2 separate regions of the Mus musculus genome follow, and region 1 is linked to region 2. Evidence: chromatin loops called from intact Hi-C (ENCODE). Cell type or tissue: gastrocnemius. All regions are shown on one strand. Region 1 has its middle 16 kb from the start of Tenm3. Region 2 overlaps Tenm3 (teneurin transmembrane protein 3).

The links. Peaks named below come from ENCODE experiments on the same cell type or tissue, not always from the same donor. Only the 100,000 strongest peaks of a DNase experiment are listed, where the experiment ranks them.
Region 1: it touches region 2 in a loop (7-fold over the local background); 3 of 42 quality-filtered maps call a loop at or near these places.

Annotation. Positions count from the first base shown.
Region 1 is chr8:48,686,451-48,694,450 of GRCm38, forward strand. It overlaps a transcript of Tenm3 not described here. Among named protein-coding and RNA genes, the nearest start is that of Tenm3, 16 kb to the left of the region's middle. In gastrocnemius, a CTCF peak has its summit at 4,346 (motif pointing right); DNase peaks (open chromatin) are centred at 4,427 and 4,729; H3K4me3 peaks cover 585 bases; H3K27ac peaks cover 4,297 bases.
Region 2 is chr8:48,551,534-48,559,533 of GRCm38, forward strand. All of the region lies in intron 2 of Tenm3 (teneurin transmembrane protein 3), which reads right to left. Among named protein-coding and RNA genes, the nearest start is that of Gm39178, 110 kb to the right of the region's middle. In gastrocnemius, a CTCF peak has its summit at 4,522; DNase peaks (open chromatin) are centred at 3,731 and 4,377; H3K4me3 peaks cover 2,658 bases; H3K27ac peaks cover 2,628 bases.

The DNA of each region.
Region 1 (8,000 bases), 130 kb after region 2:
TTGGTTGGAGGAGGTCCTTCCGACTTCAAAGGAATGAATGATCTGGGTAGATGTGTCAGCTATAGTCAAACACAAGGTGGAAAAATGACACCCATTCATGAAACGCTCCCACACTAAGTATTTTGCATGTAGAGACTTTGAATTACCAGTTTTAAGGAACAGGAAATAAAGTGAATAGCGCTAAGACAAAGTCTCAAGTCCAGCCACCATTGTGGCCACACTGGGGCTCACACTCAAGTATCTTACTCTTCCTTTATTTCTATGCTGTCAATAAACCACAGGAACCCGAATCCAAACCTTAGGTTGTAGAGAAAAAGACAAGCTGGCCTTCTAGATGGTTTAAAAATGGCTGGAGCTATCCATGACTTAAAGTCCCATCTGATGGGCCTGGTGACAGTTGGAAAGGGCTTCTGAGATAAAGAGTTGATGTCATTTCCCTAATTGCTGCGCAGAGTCCTTTCCTTAAGAGTGGCCAGAAAAGCTTCTGGTGAATTATTAATTTCTATCTTGGTTATTTATCGAGTGCTTAAAATATGGCAGGTGCTCTACATATATGCCCTCACTTAACCCTTACAATAATCTTGCTAAGAATTATAAATCCCACTTCGTACAAGAGAGCTAGGACCAAAAGGGATTGATTGACTTGCCCAAGATCATACAGACAGCAGCTGATCAGAATTTGAACCCATTCCTCATTATTCCAAATCTTTTTGTGTCTCTGAATTTATATGTCTATATGTATGAGTGTGTGCATGTGCTGGTACATGTATGTATATGTGTTTGTAAGTGTGTATGAGCATGTATGTGCTGCTGCATGTGTGTATGCATGAGTGTGTATGTGTTGGCCCATGTGCATATGTTTGAGTGTGCATGTGTGTATATGTATGGAAGCCTGTGAACAGCTTCAACCATTGTTCCCTAGGTGCCATTTACTGTTTTATTTTGAGATAGGGTCTCTCAGTTGCCTGAGACTTACCATGAGGGCTAGACTAGCTGGCCAGGGACATGCAGGCAGTCACCTATTTGTGCCTCCCTAGGGACAGGACTATAAAAGCACACATCACCACGCCTGACTTTTTTTTTTTCCATAGGTTCTGGGGATCAAATTTAGATTTTCTTGGTATCACTTTATAGATTGAATTTCATTCCTAGCCATCACACCTGTATCCTCAGTCACTGCCTTCACATCAAAATCTTAGAACAAGCAGGAGAATTAAACAATGAAAATCCCACGAACAACCCCAATACTCAAGAGGCTTACATTGGAAATATATGTTCAAGGTGAACCTCAGCTACTAAGAAAGTCCCAGGAAAGCCTACTTAAGGAGATGCTGTCTCAAAAAGACAAACAGTAACATTTAACAACAACAACAACAACAACAAAACAATAAATAAAAACAAACAAAGCAGACAGAAAGAAAGGGGGACTGCAGGGAACAGCAAAGGGTTTTAACAAATTGATTCAGGATATCAAGAGACCCACTGTTAACAATCATGAGGCTGTCCTATTGAAAATACCATCATATTTAAATCTGCTGAGAACCCAGTACGGGGGAAGCAAAAATAAAAACCAAATGAAACTCATCGGAGGAGTAAGGAAAAGAATCCAAGGCCAACAAGACACTTGAATATACTGAAAACATTTCCAAGCTGCTCCTCTAAAAATAAAGGGCCAATGGAATGTATGGTATTATATGTTTCAGATGGGGACATGGGCCCAATTCTCTTTAGTTGTCTTCCACCCCATGTGGTCCGGTTATCCATGGGGACAGGCTACGCTCATGGGGTTCCTCATGGTCACTGGAATCCTCCTTGCAAACCTGTGTTTCCCTCCGTGGAGATGAGAGAGTTGGTTCATGTGGCCCTGACACTCGATGTCAGTGATTGCACAGGAGAGGACCTGTGACCTAATTCGTGCCGGTAAGGTCAGTCCCGGGACATCTGATAAAGCCACTGGCTGCAAGCCTATTTCATTTCATTGCTGTTACTAATCTGGGAGGCTGTAAACTTGGAGCTTGTTTACATTTCTGGAGAAAGACTGCCTGCCATTGCAGTCTATAAAGAAGAAACAGACCTCAGAGACAGAAATACGATTTAGAAACAGATTCGGAAACAATATGTTCCTAGCCTGCATTTTTTCAACTAAAAATATCTATACTGATACAAGCGTAAAGAACAAGACAGTGCAGGAGTTTCAACAATACAAACTCATGTGTAAAGTCTAGCTCTCACTATTTACCATTGATGAGACATGTGGCCTTAAGTGGTTGCATAAAGTCTCTAAGGCTCTGTCTCCTATATTTAATTTCCTAGCAAGCACACACTAATAGCCTTCTTGTAGACAGACCATGAAGATTAGAAGAGATTAAAATAAATTCAAGGTGTTTAGTGTGGTGGTTGGCATATGCATACTTGATAAAATCCAGCTACTATCATTAGGTCAAGAACTTTGTCCCATGTGCAAGAGTAACATCCACATTAGTCACCTAAGGGCACTAGGTGGATTAAAAATGGATCCAAGCTCAGTTACAGAAGTCAGACAGCAAGGAATTAAGACACGCAGAAGGAAACTGGTATTTTGCTAAAATTTTTGAATGGAATTTTAGTCGTGAATTTTTATGCGCTTATTCAGAAATTCCTCCACAGAACGAGGTGGAGAGCACAGCCTCCATACGAATAATTTCAAAATGATTTCATATATAACGTTATCCAAATATTTATGTCTTGGTTGCAGAAGGCGGTAGGCAAACACTGAAGGGGCTTTCAAGGGCAGCCATAAAGCTGATTAAGAGGCTCTGGATTCAAAGAGCTATGTTAGGTTTATTTTAGTAACAACTAGGTGGATACCTGATAACTACCCACAAGTACTTGGAGAATAAAGGATAACTGCCGTTATTCACGCCTCGGTAACCCACAGGCAAAATTGCTATAATAAACATGCATTCTGTCTACTGCCTACAGGACAGTTTTGATCTCAGTCTGAAAAGCCCCAGCCCAACCAAATGGCACCTTCTTCACAAACTCCCAGGGAGGGAGAAGCAGGGTCCAGTGTTGAATGGAACATAGTCCCTCAATGTAATGAGGTCCAGTGGAAGAAAGATATATATGAACAGATTCCCTCAAAACACTTTTCCTCCTTGAAGTGAGTATCTCTAAGGGAATGGAAAAGCCCATGGTAGAGTTGCTCCAGGGTTTCAAAAGGACTTTGGATTCAGTCTGAGAGCCTAAGTGGCCACAAAAAATCTGAAGGAACCCCTCTTGGGAACTGCTGGCAAATTGCTTGCTTATAAGGAAGGGGACTTGGGTTCGAGTCCCAGAATACACATAAAACCGCTGGGTATCGTGGCCCAAGCTTGTCGTCCCAGTGCTAGGGAATGAAGCCAGTGGAACCCATGGGGTTTGCTAACTAGTGGGCGTCTGGACTAACTGGTGGACTCAGGGTTTAGTGAGAGATCCTACCTCAAAGGGTTCTTGATGATAACATCTGAGGTTGACTTCTGGGCTTTATATCCATGCACACACATGGACATATAGACTATATAGATAGACACATGTGTCCCTGCATACACATGAACGTCCATAGACACATATACACACTGAAAAAGAAACAGACCCTCTTGGTGCGCTGTGAAGATGCCATAGGCTACTTGGGGTTAGATTTAGCTTCTAACATCATGAGACTTGGGACCAATGTTGTTACAGTCAGCCTGGGAAGTTGGCTGCACATGGAGGTTTCCTGTAATATTTTACACCACCAGTGTTTACTATTTGTTTTTAAGCAAACTGAAATGTAACCGTATCAAGGACTATAAATATGCTTCCCGAGGTGTAGTCTCACCTAATTCAATGTTTTGACATCTTAAGTTTAGTCATACATCGTAAAGTGTGTATGCATCGCACACTGAGCACTTTGGCTCCGTCTAAATGCTGCCAGTTAGTTAAGTAAAAATAGGAAACGTGCATTCAATCACTTGGCCCTGGATTTCTTGGATGTTTTACATCAGAAAGATAGATAAGTGCATAATTCAGACATTTTTAGAAGGTCGGTAGACATGGCTCAACTTGGGTCAGAGACACTTGCTGAGGGGCTGGGGGCTGTAATTCAGGCTGTCCCACGTTGTTGCTCAAGTGGGTGCCTAGGAGGGGACTTTGTCGGCACAAAGGAAGCCCTTTCAATAATGAGCACAAAGGCTTGGGAGCAAGAAAAGCCATTAAATTCACTCCCATGTTTCCACTAATGGCAGTTATAAAGCAAGGCAGAGAGTTAAAGTGGAGCTGGGCAGCAGCTGAAGCTGGTGCCTTCTCAGATGTCTGCTGAAGCAGGATTCTTTCACCGCTCTTCCTGACCACAAAAGGGCAGTGCAGGCAAGAGTGTTCCAGTAGACGCACAGAGAAAGTCAGCACACTTGGTTCTCCGGCTGCCTGCCTGCCTGCCAAGTGTCAAAGCTGGACTTCTGCCACTGCTTAATACCAGGGCGACGTGTTCAGACAATTGTTTTAAAAAAAACAAACAAGCAAACAAACCACACTCTCAAGGTAATCTGCTAAGTTGTGGCTACTCGATAAATATAAAGCCACCACAACAGTGAGAAGTGAGTCAATTTTGTCTGTGTTTCTGCAGTTGGAAAGGCATTGCCAAAGTGCACCAGCAATTGTCTAGAAGATAGGATCCCATTCTGGCCATGGTGGCTTTGCTGTCAGATAAATTTAATTTGCTGCTCATCTCATTAAAAATGGGCATGCTACCCAGGCGTGGTGGCGCATGCCTTTAATCGCACCACTTGGGAAGCAGAGGCTGGTGGATCCTTGTGAGTTCGAGGCCAGCCTGGTCTACAAAGGAATTCAGAGAAACCCTGTTCTGAGAAAACAAAACCAACCAACAACCAGACAAATAAATAGATGTCCTGTCAGTTAATAATCTATATGCTGAGAGATTTTAATTAAATTTGCAGTAGCACTGGTGAAGGACTCTAATTTGTACAAATAATTCCTTCCAAGGTTGGGCGCCATTGAAAATTTCCCTCAGCTTCCTAAATGGGCTCTGTGGAGGTTTCTACCCCTGTCTAGAGATAGCATTTCTGCAGGTAGGAGGTGAATTATTTTAATACTCATTTAATTTTTGGTCCCTCTACTTTCTGGTTACATGTAGGGGGCCAATTAGCACTGATTGCTGTAATAATTTTGCATATTGGACACCTGTCACCTATGGAGCAGACGAAGACCACGAACCTAATTTCACGTGGGCCACCAAATAGTCTTGACTACTAACTATCAGGCATCTTGACTGCATCTTCTTCTCCTGCTCTGCCCTCTGCCCCTTCATAAACACATGACCCCCAGTAATCATGTACGCTATGAAAATATCACTTTGGAGAGAAGAAATTGTGAATTCTCTGATTTTTCATGACTGTGTTTTGGAAAACACAGCACTTGGTCGAATTATTTCTCTAGTACATGGTAGCAAGCATGTAATGTGGAATATATTTTAATTGCTGTGATGTAAATGAGGCTTTGGGGTCATGTTACAGAGTGTTAACTGAAAGATCCAGCTATGACTTTAGCATGCCTGCAGGCCTTTTAAATTGTTATGGGAAATTGCAGCATTCAATTGAGTAGATTCAACAGTGAGCTCCCTTAAGGCTTATTACAGTTTGGCATCATGATGCCAATTTCAACTAATGTACCTAATGCCTTTCCCTCTCATCCTTTATCTACAGAGCCTTCCTAGTGGATACAACTTGAAAACCTCAAAACACTAGGCAGATGAACTATATACATGATGCGACTTACCATTATGTTATTGGCCCAAGTCCTCAGGGCCCGTGGGGCTAGTCTTTGATGGAGTTCATAATGTTATGAGTACTAAAAACTGCGGGGCTAATAGTAATGCAAAATAAATAGAAAATGTCCAATTATTATAATTGAATTTTTTTGTTGTTGTTGTTAGAACAGTTTGTGACACACGTTCCTTAAGCAATGGATCCAAATGCTTCAAGATTCGAGGAGTGAATGTCCAGGTTATTTTACAACACGCTTACAAAATGTACCCTAAGTTACAAATGTACTCATGTATGCTCTCGTAAGTCAGCCGCATTAACCCAGTTCAGAAAACATATTTCAAATACAAGTGTGGTTTCCTGCCCTATGAGAAAATACAGGAAGGAAGGGTAAACTTTTTTAAGTAAATAAAGTATAGGTCAGTGTAATTTATACATACTGACCTAATAGGAAAGATCACTTGCTTGCATTCCCTATTGTTTAGTGCAACCCTACTGGGCTCTCAGATAGAGCCTGGTAGTGCCAGCCCTTCTTCTCATCTTAGCCTTCTCCTACGCAGTACAAATCACCCCATTCAGTAAGAACTGCAGAATATGGAAAGCTAATGACAATTATTACCAGATCTCTGACTTCTCTACCATCATAAACAACAAAGGAACATCTTTCCTGTAGACACCGCCACCAAGAGCATTGGCAAAGTAAGGATCACACATCACACTGAAATCAGGTATGGTGACCCAGACACATACTCAGGGTTGCAGATGACCAGCAGTCATCCTGTGGGAGTTACCCTTCCAGGGAAGGTCAAGACAGAGAAGCATAAGAAAGCACTTGGCAGAAGCGAAGAGGGTAGAACAAACAGAAACGGGGTGTCTCCGAAAGCATCTAGTTAAAAGGAAGACAAATTAGGGTTAAAATGTCAGGAAACAGAATGCCATAGGAACAGATTCTGAAGAAACCCTCGTCCTCGCGAAGAGCTCCCCGCGAGATTGGTTTATTAGTCTAATCGCACCTAATTTTCTAGTTCAACAAATGCTCCGCTAGGGTGTTTATGGCATCCTTTGAAGCACTAAACATTTTGGTGGCACACTGAAAGGAATAAAAGATTCCAAACAGCATTGAAAAGTCACACGCAATTATAATGCAATTATTTCTATAGTAAATCAATGCCTCTGCAGTTTCAGGAAAGAATAATAGCGGCTTCATTCCTCCACTCGCTGGTCGTCAAAGCTTGTTATTTGTTAACAATCTATGGCTTTTTTAAGCAGAGTGCTTCATTATCTTCATTATCATCTCTCCTATATTCAAGGGAGAATGACGATGTGTCAGTAAACACATTAAGACATCCTGGAACTGCTTTGATTGTGTGATGCTAAATGGTGTGGTCACATGTCCCCTGTTCCATGTAGCATGTTCACTCACCACCAGCACAGAACTTTCTGCAGACTGGACCCCATCGCCAACCTGGGTCTCCCATGTCCAGTGAATGGGAGAAGATGGGGGCGGGGCTGACTAATGATTGATGGCTCTCACTTCACCTGCTCTCTCACTCTTGGGACAACTTATGAAGACGCCCAGCTTCGGTGGCTAACGCTTTCTAGCTGAACACTATTTGGGACATAATGGCTGGGAAGAGAAAAGACTGAGTCTAATTAAAATTCTCTACCATCTTTTTAAGTCTGATTACCGTGGCCCTTCTCTACCTCACCTTTTTTGTTATCTCAGTAGAAGAATATACTGGAATGCCATTTTTTGTTTGTTTTGTTTTTGAGATGAAGATTTCTCTATTTAGTTCTGGGTCTCACTCTGTAGACCAGGCTGGCCTCGAACTCAGAGATCCACCTGCCTTGGCCTCACAAATCCTAGGATTAAAGAAGTATGCTACCAAACCCAGCTGCATACTACTCTTAAATGTCTTCCACACAATAAGTCTGATTCACATGTGATTTGGTGTCAAGTAAACCCTAGCAATAACATACAGATGATTTTATTTAAAAAATTAATTTTCTTGAAAGGAAAAAAAAGTGTCTGCAGGTTATCACTTCCCACCACCATGATATTGGGTTCTAAGTCTTTTGTGTATTTTATCCACTTGTCAGTCTGTTACACAATCTTTACACTGCACTTCAATACCTCCTCTTGAACATGGAACTGAGACAGTTAGAGCAAGGAGCCTATTATGGCAAAAACATGCCTTGTTTATTTGTCTCTACGCCTTGTAT
Region 2 (8,000 bases):
TCAGATTGTTATTTTTGGCATTGAAACATGCATGTTTCGGGATGTGTAAATGCTCCAACGGGCGATCACAGCCAAAACAGCACTTATGATTGAACACTTAAAAGCTGTGTTTATATGCTTCAGACCTGTCCAGATCAACCTGATACAGCCCAAGTCTAGATGATCCCCTTAATCTAAACCATTGGGAATCCTCGTGTTCCTCTCTCCTAGTTTTGGACATCCTACAGTTTTCTGTTCCTTTCTCTTTTCTTTCTCCCTGATCTACTTTTGTGACTATCCTGGATCTGCCAAGAACCAGTTCACCAGGCCCTCTTACTCACGAGGTACTCTAATTGCTGCGGTTTGGGTCTTTAAACCAGAGCTGTTGGGAAGTTCTGATCAAACTCAAGGTTCACTGAGAGGTTATTAAAAAAAAGCAAACAAAATCTGTTTATTTCTTTTCTTAATTCTGTGCATCATGTTCCCCTCTTTCAGGGTACCATCTTTATAACATCCAAATGTTCAGTGAGCATAGCTCATTTCTCTACTGAGAGTTGCAAAGTACTCATGTCTAAGCTAAGCCAGAGCACTTGTAGCTAAATCTTAATCTAAACTACATGCGTATGTAGGCATATATGTATACCTGCACAATTCCAGTGAAGTTGTGAAATGGCATATTAGTGGAAAACAAACTTTTTTAAACTGAGAAAAGGTTAATATAAAATAAATTTAAATAGAAGCTTAAAACAAATGACTAGACTGCTTTTTAGATTTACTTTTGTATAGAAGAGTAGTTTTTTGTTTTTTTGTTTTTTTAAATAAACTTTATTAACAATTGTTTAGTTAAAGCCCAGGAAACAAAATAAATGACAAACATGAAGAGCTGGTGCTCCAATGCTCAATCTCTTAATTGCTGACCAGAGCTGAAAAAAGATCCCTTCTCTGAGCTAATTGAATGAGTCTTGTTAAACCTTTTGAAACACACTTTAGAAAATGCAAGAATACAGCTTAGAACAGGTTCTTTAATTTGGGTCATTTTCTGTTGCTTGCAGTGGTGGCGGGTGCTTAGCAACGCTGTTCTGGTGGCCCCTTTTAAGGAAATGAATACCTGGAATACAGCATTTTAATCTATTTTATGGCATTAATTATCAAGATCACTGTATACAGACAGTGCCTCCCTCTGCCACTTGTCTACATTATGAAAGACAGATGTCCCATGATAAATTGAAAGCATGACACACCAAATAAGAAGATGTGTAAGGACATAAAAATAAAAAAGAAAGCCAAAATAAACAAACAAACAAATAAATAAAGTTAGGTTAAATGGTCAAAGACTTTACACTGAAATCAATGCTCAGAAATCTACAATAGAGTCCGTGTTAAAATCCCCTTTCTTTCCTTAAATCTTTGAGAAAAACTAAATTCTATTATGCCATACACTAGGCCACTGGTATCTAAGAAATGTGATGTAACACTGCCAAAACTTAACCCCCACTCCCCAATTTGGGGGGGGAGGGTACAACTTTTCTAAATATTTTTTAAAATAATTTTTTTTTATAAGAGAACTTTGCATGAGAAATACTTAACCAAGGACCTTTGAAATTAGATGAGATATTCACTTCAAATTTATTAAAATGTGTGCAAAAGACTCCTTTCCAGAAGATGAGAAAAAAGGTTAAAACGTAACAGCTACCAAGTGGATTCTAAGAAATCAAACCGCATATTATACTGGTCATGTTTTATTAATAATCAGTGTAATGGGTTAAAAAGCTAGTAATTAAATATTCAGGATATACCTGTGTTTTTCTGAACGCAATTATCTTTGTTTAAAGTGTAACTCTTTGAACTCTCTCCCTCATGATTCCATAATTCATTTTCGAGTCCATGCCCTGCAGAAGGTGAGATGCTTAGACATCTCCATCTCCCTCTATCTTCCCAGCCAGGATATCAAGTGACTCTTTGTTTAGAATGTGTCCTAACTTCAGTCCTTAACAGTCATATTAAAAAAAAAAAGAAAGAAAGAAAAAGCTTTTAACACCTATTCCCTAGCGATGAGACAGGAACCAGACTAACAACTTGCAATCATTTTTTTTTCTTTTTAAAATTTCAGTCTATCAGCTAGCATGCAATCAACATCTCTTTAAATTAAGGAGACTTTCCCGATGTATCTAAAATCATCATTAGGTTGTGAAAATCACAGGATTAAAAAAGGAGGGGGTGGGGAGAACACAAAAATCTGTCAAGTTTTTAAACTGTAAACACATGGCCCCTGCTTGGGGGTTGTGTGTTTTAAACACTACAGTTGCACTTGAATGCCTGAAAACCTGATAGAAAAACGTGGGCCAGCTTGAAAGCTGCACAGCAATACCCTACTCGGAGGGAAGCTTACTAAGTTATGCTGTATTTCTAAAATGCCTTCTCTGGATATTTTCAATCCCTTCCGAAGAACTACTTTAATAATTAGCACACAGAGGTCTCTGGATGGCTCTTTTAAAAGCAGAGAACAAAAGGTTTATTTTAAAAATGAAAAACCTTGGCTTGCACCGCGCCAGACGTGAATCTGCTTTCAATTACCGAAAGTATTTCCACTTTAGTGGAAGGGAATCAAATCTGCAACCACACCATCTTAAAACACTGAATTTGATTATATTAGGCTTTCAGGGACAAAATGACTCTGTGACACAGGCACATGCATCTGTATGTATCATTTATAAGATATTGCAGAGATAGACACGCTAGCACATGAGAGGGCGGAAATGTGATTTCTCCTTCTGGGCGCTGCTGCAGATCTTTGTCTTATTAAAATACACACACAAATAGGCGAATGATTTTTTTTTTTTGTTACTGGAACTAAGTTTCCCCAACTATGCGCAACTCTTTTTCCACAGGAGTAATCTACATCGAAGCACATCTGCAAAAGTTGAATTTCTTTAGAGACCGTGCCCCTTAAAAAATCTTTTCACGACAAAAAGGGACGGAGTGTTTCACAGGCAAAAACCTGCTCTTTTAATTAGCAAGATTATTTTGTACCTTTCGCCCCCATTAAGCAATTAGTATGATGGATTTCGGTTAATGGAACCAAAAGGTTGATTCATTTACGTTCGAAGCAGATTTTTTAAACATTTCTGACATGAATTATTCAAAATCATGATCGCTAAGACTTGCTCCAAACAAATTCCGTAAGATATATGGCAAAAGTCAAAAGAACACATGGAGGCTAAAAAAGAAGACGAAAGAAAGAAAAAGACAGTTTTACCTCAAAGATTTGGACCGTAGATTACTCATTTTAGAAATCCATTTAATTAAAAATACCGGGAACAAAAGACTCCATCTCCCCGTGGCTACCTGCACCACTCCGGGTGGCGAAGAGTATTCGGGAAAGTTCTGCCTCCACCTCTCCTAAATCCTTAAATCTGGACCCTCAGGGGTTAAAAAGCCACCTAATTTCAGATGCTAATGTTGCCTCTGCACCGATTTCCACCGGCGCGAAGCCTCCTCCCATCCCGCCGCCACCGGGGAGGACGGACCGCGGGACCCGCGCCGAGGGGACCGCGGAGTCGGGGGTCCCCGCGCGCCCGAGAGAGAGCTCGGAGCCGCGCGTGGAACCGCGCGAGGAACCGCCCAGGCCGCGCTCACCCACCTTGCCGCCGCGCGCCCTCGCCGTGGCCGTGCGGAGCGGAGCCCGGCGCTGCCAACTTGCCTGGGTCTGGAGCGGATCGCGTTACAGCGCCGGGCTCGGGGCTCCGGCTGCGAGCGGCAGCCAGACATGATAGGCTGAAGCTGCTCTGTTTACACCCGGCCGCCGAGGGGGCGGCGGCGACGCTTAACCCCTTCGAGCCTGGCCCCGCCGCGGCCCGCCCGCCGCTGCCGCCGCCGCCGCCGCCTGGCACTCGCCACAGTCTGCACACAAGCGCGCACGCATGCACACACGCACGCACAGACCTGCACACCCGAGCCGAAGCAGCCTGGAAACTGCCCACCAACTGATCAGGTGGCGTGCTCCGGAGACCCTGGAGGGAGCGGCAGCTGGTACACACACACACACACACACACACACACACACACACACACTCACGCGCGCGCACACACACACTCACACGCGCACACCCCGAAGCAGCACTGTGCTCCCGTACAGCCCGGCAGGCTGCTGTGCATCCTGCAAACGTCCATAGTCTCCACCCGCTCGACTTTCCCGGGCTTACAAAGAATCTCCTTTCCCCGCGCGCATCCTGAATCCCGAGCCCTGCTCCGCCACCTTTCTTGCACAGCACAGGCTTCATCACACCCCCACCCCACACCCAGGGGACCGCCACTTCTCCTCTGGTCGGCCCAACTAAGTCCCGGCAGAGGCGCGCCAGCCCGTACCTGCAGGCGGGAGGAGTCCACACGCGGCCCGGAGTCTAGCTCGCCCGGCCCGGCGTGCGCAGCGCGTGGGTGGGTGTCGCCTGGGAGCGCCGCGGGGACCCGCGCAGCCCGCGCTCGCCCTGAGCCTCGGTCACGTTGCTCCGCCACTCTTGGCCCCGGGACGGCGCAGGGGCGGCCGTGCATCCCGGTACTCACCACTAGCGCCCCCCTCCTCCCCAGATGCTGGGGACCGTCACCAGGGGCCCTGGAGCTGGAAGCTTAAGACCAAGTGGTCTGATCTCTGAATGAAGTGCAGGGCTGGCCAACCCTGATCTGCAAAAGCTAATGTGTTCTAACCAGCTTTACTTTTAAATAAAACATACTTCAATATTACTGCGCTCAATTTTTTTTTTATTCCCCAAACTGTCCCTTCCTCTCCTCGGGCTCCACTTTTATCATATTTTTCAATCCCTCCATTCCAACGTCCTGCCTTTTAATTTCTCTTTCTTCTAGAACATTCTACCTCCCCCTTCAGACACCACTTCCAGTACTCTGAGAATGGCTGTTCAAGGATTTTTAGATTTACCAGCGGGTTTTTTTTTTTTACAGTTATAAAAGATACATACATATGTACATATTTTTTCATTCATTTTAATCAATATATTGTTACCATTTTTCATTTTTCATTTTAACTCACTTTAGACTCACACACCCCAAAAGATGATACTGTAGGAGATAAACTATCATTTCATCCCTGTATTTTTCAAGAATCCACGTACTTCCACTCCCCCCTTCTTTTGGGGAAGGACAATCATTTTCCATATCCTCAGGATTCCACGATAACCATGTTTGTCCTTTTTTGGCTTTGATAGTCCTGACATCTAAGGGTCCAAGGTTACGAAGGCATCCCTTTCTCTGCAGACTTCCTCTTCTCAATCTCCATGACCTTCTCAGACATCCATCAGCACACCGAGAAATAGCAGTTGCCACTCCATATTTAAGCAAATTATCTGCCTCTTACTGTTCTTTCATAACGAAGGAGGCCCTTCTAAAAACCACGATTCACCAAACGCATCCTATTCCAGACTGTGCGGGGAGGGATCGATTTGGGACCTTTAATTGGCATTATTAAGATATCATAGAAGTTACTTTAAAATAGCAATTATTTAAAATTTAGACGTTCCTTTGACAATCTAAAATTTGAAGTTATTTCAAGGTTTTGAAATTCTCTTTAGTAAAATTGGGTCAAAAAAGAGAACAATAGATATTTTTTTTAGGGCACAAAAAAAAAATTCAAAGCTCTTAAGCAAATACCTCCCTGAATCAACTGTTTTGAAAGAATCATTTCACAGATTCTCCAATGCTTGACTCTTCTCTGGGTGGATAGCCCCAAGACATTGCAAGTACACACTATATAACCTGAAAACAGAGCATGAAGAAGCTGTTCTTGGAGTCTTAGAGAAATTAAATAGGCAGAACATTGCAGAGTTGGAAATTGCTAAGACCCAAGGACTCGTCTGTCCTTGGGAAATGTATCTCTTGATTCTGATGACCACGGATTTGCAGATCTGGATCAGAACGGGAGAACACAGGAAGATGGACGGACTCTTTAATGGAAGAATGAATGGTTTGAAGAGCTTAAATAAATCACAGTTTGGGGCAAGATGAATCTTAAGAAGACCGATATTTGGCACGCTCATTTCCCCAGATAAATGCTATGCAAATTGGTCACTGATTGATAGCATTTATTAAAATTCCAATTTAAAATGCTAATTGAGCAATGCCCATTTATAAATATCAGATCCAGGTTAGGCAAATGTTTTTAATGTAGCATTATATTGGAAGTACGCTACGTATGTGTCTAGTTTTTCTGAATACAAAAAGTGATTATTCCAAATGAGACAAAGACAACATCCCTTAAGAATTATCAAGGGCTGACTTTCACAGAGCCTGGGTAGGGACAGAAGAGACCTAGGAAGAGATGTTTTTAAGTTGTTTCCTTTGCTGACATATGAAGGATGGGGTCTCCATACATTTTCCAAGGAAAACCATGGGATTGCGACCACACCCATCCACGCAGTCACTCACTGCCATCTTTTTTTGGGAGTCCACCAAAGGGTCACACAGGGCAGTGTGCAGACATAAGGCACACATTCAGTTCCTGTTTTCTTCTATCATCACTGGCCATATTGATGATGCTGGGATTAATTAGCATTATGGATACTGCCTTCACAACCAAAGTAGTTCTTACAGAGGATCTGCAGAATTCCCTACAGTTGCACAAGCAGAAACTATTAAATATGTTGAACCATGTGGCTATTTTATGTTGCGAATGAATAACCACATGGAATCATACTTGCAATATTAAATGAATCTTACTTATAACTGAATTCAGTTCTTTAGGCATAAAACACTAATGACTGCACACCACAAGGAAGATTTTTAAAAATGCATGAACCAAACCAAATCAAAGCAGATTGGGGTTTTTTTTTTTTGTTTTTGTTTTTGTTTTAAAAATGGGCCCATGAATGAGCTGTTACCTCCAACTGGTGCTGACCTTGCTTCATAGTCACAGTGCTTCTGGCCTCTCCCTACAAAGCCTACAGCCTTGAAGAATCAGAACCAGAACGCAACTGAAACCAAGATATTTACATTCCCGGATAATTATTAAGCACTGGAACCAGACTGTCAGAGATGCTAACACAAAATCAATCTCAAACACAGCAATATTCATATATGACCATGTGAAGCTAACACTACCATAGAACATCTCATGCCAGGACAGCATAATATATTGAGCATTTTGGTGTGTATCTTTCTTTTTCTTTATTCTGTTTTTGTCCTGGATATCAAACCAAGTCACTAGCATGATTGGCAAGTGCTATGCCCTGAGCTAACACCTACTACTTAAATTCTCTAAGCCCCTTTAAGTAGCCAGCAGTAGTGTTCCACTTTATAGACGAGGTACTGGAAACTAAAGGGGCTAAGACTGTACCCACCTATTTACAGGGTGCCAGGCTTAGGCTATGTCTCAATGAGAGGGCTCCTGAGTCACACAGTCCTTTCAGAGACTTGGCTCAATAATTAAACTGGTTTCAAATGTGTTGTTCACTGTCTAAGCCAAATTTATCAAGCAAGGTATATCACCTACTGGGAACCACGATGCCCCAGTTTACAAAGGATGTAGATCATAGATGAAGGAACAAAAGGCCAAATACCTTAATTCCTCCTGTTTTGAAAATACTTCAGGAGGGTATACCAATATTAGTATTGTTTGCAAACTGGAAATTTTGTAGCAGAATAAAATGATCACAAAGCATTCCTAAATACTTGATTTAGAAATTATCATGTGAAGGATGGCATGTGTCTGCCAATTAGAAGGTCTCTGCTAACAATTGTAATTTCACTTAAAAGCGCTGTTCCTTTAAAAAAAAAAGAATGTCAAAGAAACTGTTACCAAGATTCTAGTATACTGATATCAATTGGTGTATAGTAATTGTGCTGATATCAACTGGTACCTAATAATTGCACAATTACTCTGGTCACACACTCTGCATAAAATTTTAGATTTTATTGAAAGTTTTGCCAAACATTTTTTTTCTGGTCAGTAGCACACATAATTTCCTAACAACCACAGCGTCTCTAGTATTAGTTGATGAAAAATCTATTTTAAAATC